Linked DNA regions of Homo sapiens: region 2 is linked to region 1. The links are chromatin loops, found by intact Hi-C in ENCODE. Cell type or tissue: OCI-LY7. All regions are shown on one strand.

What was found. A loop is a pair of places that touch in the nucleus more often than their neighbours do. Peaks named below come from ENCODE experiments on the same cell type or tissue, not always from the same donor. Only the 100,000 strongest peaks of a DNase experiment are listed, where the experiment ranks them.
Region 2: it touches region 1 in a loop (2.8-fold over the local background); 1 of 110 quality-filtered maps calls a loop at or near these places.

The regions. Positions count from the first base shown.
Region 1 is chr13:62,318,071-62,322,070 of GRCh38, reverse strand. LINC01074 (long intergenic non-protein coding RNA 1074) reads right to left here and starts at 766. Exons shown (of 2, transcript NR_149075.1): 1 at 685-766; 2 at 1-145. In OCI-LY7, CTCF peaks have their summits at 1,545 and 1,752 (motif pointing left); a DNase peak (open chromatin) is centred at 1,730.
Region 2 is chr13:62,638,239-62,642,238 of GRCh38, reverse strand. No RefSeq gene overlaps it. Among named protein-coding and RNA genes, the nearest start is that of LINC00448, 160 kb to the left of the region's middle. In OCI-LY7, no CTCF peak of the experiment used is centred here; a DNase peak (open chromatin) is centred at 2,338.

The DNA.
Region 1 (4,000 bases):
GAATTTGAACTTATCTGCATTTCCATCAAGTTCCCAGGTGATGCCAAAGCTGCTGGACTGTGGACCATACTTTGAATAGCAAGGATTGAGAGGTAGAAAACTACTGGAAGCAGCATCTCTTACTGCTCCACTCCCATTCACCTGCCTGGGGACACAGAAAAATAGCGTTAGTTATTGAAAGAGTAAACCAGCTTGGCAAAATTTGTAGTTATTTTAGATTCTAGGCAGGAAAAAGCCACTAAAGATTTTCACTGGAAAAGAAGAATATTAACTTTTCTAGCTTTCAGAAAAGTGAACATAAAATGAATTTTGAGCCAAACATCATAAAAAACAGTAACAGCAATAGTAATAATACATGTGTATTGTGTGAATAGAGGGCAAAGATGATTACTACACCAGGATTGCTGAATTCTGAGTCCCTGTCTGCTGAGAGTGGATATATGTAGTCTTTTCCAGCAAGTACTTTGAATTTCAGGAGAGCACACAAAATAAGCAAACAAACAAGCAAAAGAGGTAATAAAAAGATCCAACAGCCTTGTGGAAATCATTTCAGCTTTTCTCTGTACTAATAATTGTTAGGTCAGTTTGCAATACACAGGGAAATTTTTCCTCAAAGTCTGTGCAAAGGTAATTCAACTTAGACATCACAGGCAAAAAATAGAATGGGAAATGTAAAAAGTTTACCAGGTGTAATTGAATGAAGGACAAGTTTCCTAATCTCTTGTTTACTCTGTTGGAGATATATTTAGGAGAATTTCCTAGTCTGCTTTATAACTTCCTCTTTGGCCACTATCTTGACCTGGAATAATTACAAAAAGAATGTATTAGAGCACAGTAATATTGTCCACAGAAAATCTGTCTATCTGTGCTCATGTCCTCTGGCATCCACCTAGCTTTGTAGCTCATTTCGTTTGGAAAAGAAAAAATAAATACAGAATATTGCCACTTCCTGAGTTACATTTAGGACATGATGTTGTTACTAAATTTACCGTCTTTCACAGTAACATAACCTATGCAATGAGATTTTTTGAGAAGTAATTTTATTTTAAATAAGCGTTAGTATAGAGGCATTTAATCTTGGCAGATATAATTTGCTGTCTTTCAGACATGCTACAGTTGGCGGAAGAGATTACTTTTGTCATGCTGATAAGAAACATGCCATGTGATGTACTATATCATATCAAGTGATGTTATTGAATGACATAGACATCAAATAACACCTTCCCTCAAACCAACCCTTTGTGTATGCACTGTCAGGTTGAATGAATTAACAATAGCAACATACAGGTTTCACACAGACTTTCAAAAATTTTGAGCATTCATATTATGTATTTTTCACAAGGAAGCTGTTTCTTATGTATTTTATGTTAAATTTGAAAAATATATATACTCTGTGTGGATTCATTTTTATGATGTACTTTTTTCTAAAATTGTTTAATATTTATGTTTCAAGTTTTAGAATTGCAGTAAAATCCTATTGTAATTGCCAATGTTAGTGTTTGTCTGACTGTGATTTTTAAAAAATGTAAACCAAAAAATCATTAGGACAATAACAGGTATGATTTCAAGTTATATAGCTCTTAAGCTCATTCAACAAATAATTTTATTTGGTTTTAGAAATAAAATATGAGCTATTTTCTTGTATTTCATTATCACAAAGACAACGAAAACACTTATCAGTGAGTATTCATGTTACCATAACAAATAAGTATGCCACACTAAATTCAGACTGTATGTGATACAAGCCTGCCATCTACTGACTACACAGGAAATAGAAACCTACTTAGTCACAAGAAATGGATGAAACACTTCACAATTAATATTTAAATTTAAAGTAGGATAAAGTAATATTCTATATTTGACCAGTTTTCAGTTCATAATGATAAAAACACCTTAGCACAAGTCTCAGAAGTAGATTAGTATCCTAGTAAATAATTATTTAAAGACAATATAACACATTCAGATACTAATATAATCAATTTTTCTAATCATTAGCACTGCATTGAATCATTCTTGAGAAAAGATGACCTCTAATGAAAATAAATAATTTGAAGTTTCTTAACTATATCATAACCTGCCATGTTAAAAAGTAGTAATAGAGATTATAAAATTTTAAGTTTGTATAAATCCAATGCTTACTCAGTGATGAAAAACTAGATAAGAAAATGTTGCACACTGGACAAAACATATGTAATTACTAGCATTTACAATAATAAAGCTTTCCTTTTACAAAGAATGAAGGTAAAATTTATTGAAAAATCACAAGACGTGCATGTTATGAGGCTGTATAAAATATTTTTGATATCACTTTAAAAATTAGAAAAGACGTACCATTTATGTCTAAGTCAATATTCATTTCTGTATATTTAAACATGCACAGAAAATAATATTCTGATAGATAAAAAATTGGTGGCTATCATTAGGATAGAAGAAGGATGGGGACATTCTTATATTAAGGCCTTGTTTAGGAATAAAAATATTTTAAAATAAAATAAAAGTCATATGGTCAACCATGTTCTACTTTACTTCCCCTTGTGTCATCAAATTCAGTACATAGTTATATTTTATTCGATATTTAAATTTTCATTTTTATCATCAAGCATTTTTATTTGAAATGGAATTATGATAAACAGTTATAGGCACATGACTTTGAGGGTTTTAGTTTTAGTTTTGTTTTTTAAATGACAATCTAAATTGATAATATATCTTTAGAAGTACATATGAATGCAAACAGCAAGTGGTACAGAAAAAAAATTTCATTAAAAATTTAAGATAAATTCTAAATTGATCAAACAAGCCCAAAATACAAAATCTACAAAATGTCAACCTCTAATAATATCTTGGTCATTCTCTGTTGTTTAAATACTTCAAGACAGTCCTAGGTGATAAAAATTGGAGAATGTCAAGAGTTTTAATTTTTAATCATCTTTTCATGTTGATAATAAATGAGTGGGAATTGGGCCATTATTTAAAATAGAAAATTAAAAGATTTGCAGCATTTATTAACTAGCTCTCAGGACCCTAATTATATAAGAAGTATAAATGCAGTCTTTATGTATAATAAAAAAAGTCATTTTTTAGTCTACATATGATCATTTTGTGTGTTCATAGTTTCATATAATAACATATTTTTAATTAGCATTGCAAATGAGTAATGTCAATACATATAAATATTTCATGATATTCACCCAATATAACAAAAAATAGATTACCAATATTTGAAACAGGAAAAATCAGAAACTTTTTTTTATCCTTAACAATATTGTTAATTTCTTATTTTCAAAGCTCCTATGACTCAGTTACCTTACATAGAATGCATTACTAGGAGAACAAAAAGGAAATAGACTAATAAGAGAAAAAGATTGCTGTAAATACCATGGCAGTTTGTAAGTCGTAAAACTTTCATAATAAACATAAGGCTAAAGATAAATCTGTCTATACCTTGTGGAGTTAATTAGCAATTGATTTAGAGTAGTGATAAATGGATACTTGCTATTATGATTCTTAAGAGCATTCTTTAGGGACTAAGTATGAAATATAAGTTAAAAGATTCCACTGCAAACAGATAACTTGATTGCTTTTCAGCTTAAGAGTTGGAAACTCTTAATGATAATACATTTAGGAAAACACCTAAGACAAAATAGGACCTAATGTTCTCTAAGTTCACCAAATGCCCTGTGATAGAGATATGTAGTATATAATATGCCATAAGATACAGATCAGAAACAGAAATGGGTGAACTGACAAGTTTAACTGATTATACCAACTGAAAAGACAAAGAATATGTTTGTTGCTGAAACATGCTGGACTGAAGAGCTATAGTTTTATTTTAAATCGAGTTACAATAACAAATAATACTAGTCAAATGTCAATTCCATAGCAACTAAATGAGTCCTAGCTTTCTACCAAGTAAATTCAAATCAGGAGTGAGAAGTACTCTATTTCCACAGCCTATTTTTCCTGCTAGTCTAAAAAGGCAATGCTTTTTAAAAGTCAGAGG
Region 2 (4,000 bases), 320 kb before region 1:
CTACTTGGAGTTTGTTGAGCTTCTGGAATGTGTGAATTAGTGCCCTTCAATAAATTTGGGAATATTTTTGCCATTGTTTTTTAAAGATATTTTTTTTGTTTCTATTTTCTCTCCTTTCCTTCTGGTACTGTTATTACATGTGAATTGGTGTGCTTGATGATTTCCCACACTTCTCTGAGGCTCTGTTTATTTTTTAGATTCTTTGTGCTATTTGTCAGCTTGCATAATCTCAATGAATTTATCTTCAAGTTTGCTAATTGTTTCTACTGTCAGGTCAAATCTATTTTCCCAAACTCTTTCAAATGAAGTCAGTACCCTTGGAAATGGAAAAGAAATTATCTTTTGTAAGCCCTGCTTATCCCCTCAGTGAGAAAAAAAATCACTGAGAGACGGCACTGGAACTGGATTGAAAATGGCCTACACTTCTCTGAGTGTCCCCCTGTTCTAGAAACTGAGTACTCAGTCATGTGGATGTGTGAAGGCAGCATCCCAAGGTCCTCTTGGCTTATTTCTAATGGCATGGAATAGCCACTGCATTAGCAGGGGCAAGGTCAAGGAGGACCCCACTATTCTATGCATGCCATGCCCTAGGCAGAGCCTCTAGTACATAGGTGGAAGATGGACAGCAGGTGGAAATTCTCACCTCTCAACTGTACCAACCTTGGGCTTAGGCTTATGTTTGGATATCTAAGGCAGGATTTGAAATGCCAAGTCCTGATTATTTAAAACAGAAAGCACTCCAACTGAAAAATGGGTATAGAAGGAGCCCTGTTCTTGTTTGAAGCAATCTAGAATGCAGTCTTCACCTCACTGAGCTGGGAGTGGGGAAGAAAGAAGTGGTCTTGTTCAAATGCCACAGACTATCATCTTTCTTATTAAATATTTCTAGATTTTCTTGAAGAAATGTTTCTTGATTTGCTGTTTATCCTTAGGGCCATTTCTAGAAGCTTAAATGTATCTATGTTTGTATGTATACGTATGCCTGTATGTGTGTATATGCATACCTGTTTGTATATATGTACATGTATGTGTACATGTATATGTGTGTATGTGTATATGTATACATAAACTTTTGCTTTTACTCTGTAGTAGAACAGCAGAGCTTGCACACTTCGTGTTAGAGAGGTTTATTAACTAAATCCATTTTTAACATGATAGCCAGATTGTTCCTTCTTAACAATAACTTAAATATATTACATTTATTTCTCCACTTAAAACCTTCTATGGGATTCCGCAATAATATTCTTTACCCCTTGTGATATTCAACCTCCAAAGTGGTCACAACGATCTCCAGCCAGTTGAATTCACACCCTTTTGTGGTCTCTACACATTTTCCAAGAGTCTTTTTATGTGACCAATAGTATTTGACAGAAGTGAGCATCTATGTTATTAGGATACTCCATTAGCCTATAGAGACAGACATGCAGTGAGGAACTAACAGTAGATGTGAAACTGAGGCCTTCCAAAGCCATGTTAATAAGCTTGAAAAAAGATTCATTCTCATGTGAGCCTTCACATAAGACTGCATTCCTGCCTGACTAGTTTTGACTGCAGTAACATTGAAAGCTAGAGTCAAAATCACACAGGTAAACTGCTACTAGATTCCTGACACAGAACATAAGAGACAAGATATATTTGCCCATGAGGACAAAAATTTTTTTTCATTATATAAACTAATCTATTTTCTGTCCTTAAAATATTTCTGGCACTTAATAAATACTCAATATAAATTTGCTGAGCAAATGAATGTTTGCATTTTATTAGATTTCAGTGACTCTATATAAAATATTTTCAATATAATAAAGAATATTTGTATATTTTCTAAATGTATATAAATTTTCTATCTTGCATATCTTATGTAAGATTTAAGAAGTAACTCAGAATAGAAGTCTTTGAGGTTTCACTGTAACACTTGAGAAAAGCAGAAAGTCTAGAGTGTACTCATCAGGATAATCTTACTTTCTAAAAAGGAACACCCATACCCCTTCCAGAGGTCTAGTTTTCTGTCAGCCTGATGAAAGACAACTTAATTCCCAGAAATTTTAGGAAATGATAGAAGACCAGAAATTGACTTGAGGGATTTTTATAGCTAGACCAATCATTTCTAAGGGGAAATGGAACTATTGCCAAGTTTGTAGTATATACTGGTATAAAACTTTCATAAAACATCCTAAATTCCTATAGACATGTTTAATAAAATAACTCACTTCTTCTAACAGATATGTGTTTCAGTGCAATATTTTATTAAGAAAACTTTGATTTACTTCCCACTGGACACGTGCAATCTTAGCCTGAGGTGACTAAAAGCACCTGTTTCTAAGAATGCTGTAATTCATGTTAATGTTGGTGTTGAACACCAGGCCTTGTGGAATCCAACGTATCACTGCTTTCTTCCTGTATGATATTAGGTTGCTGCAAAAGCAATTGTTGTTTTTGGCGTTACTTTTATTGGCAGAAACCGCAATTACTTTTGCATCAATTTAATAAAAATCTGGTAAGTTATAAATTTGAGTAATTTAAAATAAATGTGCTAATATTTATATGTCTGTGTAAATTTTCGAGTGCTTCTATGGCCTGGAAAAAAAATCATAACTGCATGTATTTATAACAGCAAATTATATCATAATCATCATAAAACATGATTAGTGCCTCAATTTATTTATTGTTATAGCTAGAAATAATTGTTTGACTATGGAGGAAGAAGCAGAACTCTTTAAATATATGTTAAACTATTCACTTACTCCAAATATTATAAATAGACAACTTTGATTTGATCTATAATTGTGAAGTATAATTGGTATGTGAAAGATATCTGAATTATATCTATTTAATATATTAGTGTACAAATTAGATATAATATTCATTTAAAAAAGTTTCTGCATTTCAAATTGACTAAAGTGTATGTTGAAAATATTATTTTCTATTGTTAACCTAGGTAAATATCACACTAAGATTCCAAAAGTAGTTATGCATTGCTATAGTCATAACATATGACAGAAATATTTAGCATTATAAAATAAATATATATTATTTTTGGTATCAAGAACATAAATAATAAGTGATCGTGTGACAAAATCTGAGAAAAATGTTTTGAAATGTTTTGCTTTGGCTCCTGGGTTCATACAGCTGTTTTTGAGACATTAACATTTATATTAGATTTAATAATATATACACTATTAAATATTTGGAAAATTAGCAAGATGAATTTGTGCAAACAGTTATATATAGTTCTGTTTGTTCTTATTTTTTATATATGTGGTGTTATGATATATATTGGTTTTCATTCATGGTTTTTTGTTTATAACTCCCATAGCCCTTATTAAAGTTTTTTGTTATCATGTTGGCTGTTTTAGAACTCAGGAAACAGAATCTCGCTCTTACCTTCCTTGTACTTGCCCAAAGGCAGGGCTCTAAACTTCCCATGCCTTTCTGACTGTGGGTCTTAAGACCCTCTCCAGAGAGGAGTCCACCCTACAATCTGGGAGAAGGAATGCTGACATCATGAAGATTCCATAAGAGCCCGAGGCCTGGGTTTGAGGAGCTTCTACAAAGTGGAACACATGGTGGTTTCTGGAGGATGCTGTACTCAGGGAGGGCATGGAAGGTCCACACCCCTTCCCCCATACCTTGCCCTGTGTGTCACTTCATCTGTATCCTTTGTCATATCCTTTACAATAAACTGGTAAGTGTAAGTGATTCCTTGAGTTCTGTGCACTGCTCCAGCAAATTAATCCGACCCAAACAGGGGCTCATGGGAACCCCAACTTGAAACCAGTGGGTCAGAAGTTCCAGAGGCTTGGACCTGTGACAAGCATCTAAAGGGAGTGGGGCAATCTTGGGGACTCAGCACCCAACATGTGGGATCTGACACTATCTCTAGGTAGATAGTGTGACAATTGAATTGGAGGACACTCCGCTGGTGTCTGCAGCTTGGTGTGTGGGGAAAATACCAACACGTTTGGTCACAGCAGTCTGCTTCTGTATTGGTGATTGACTTGGC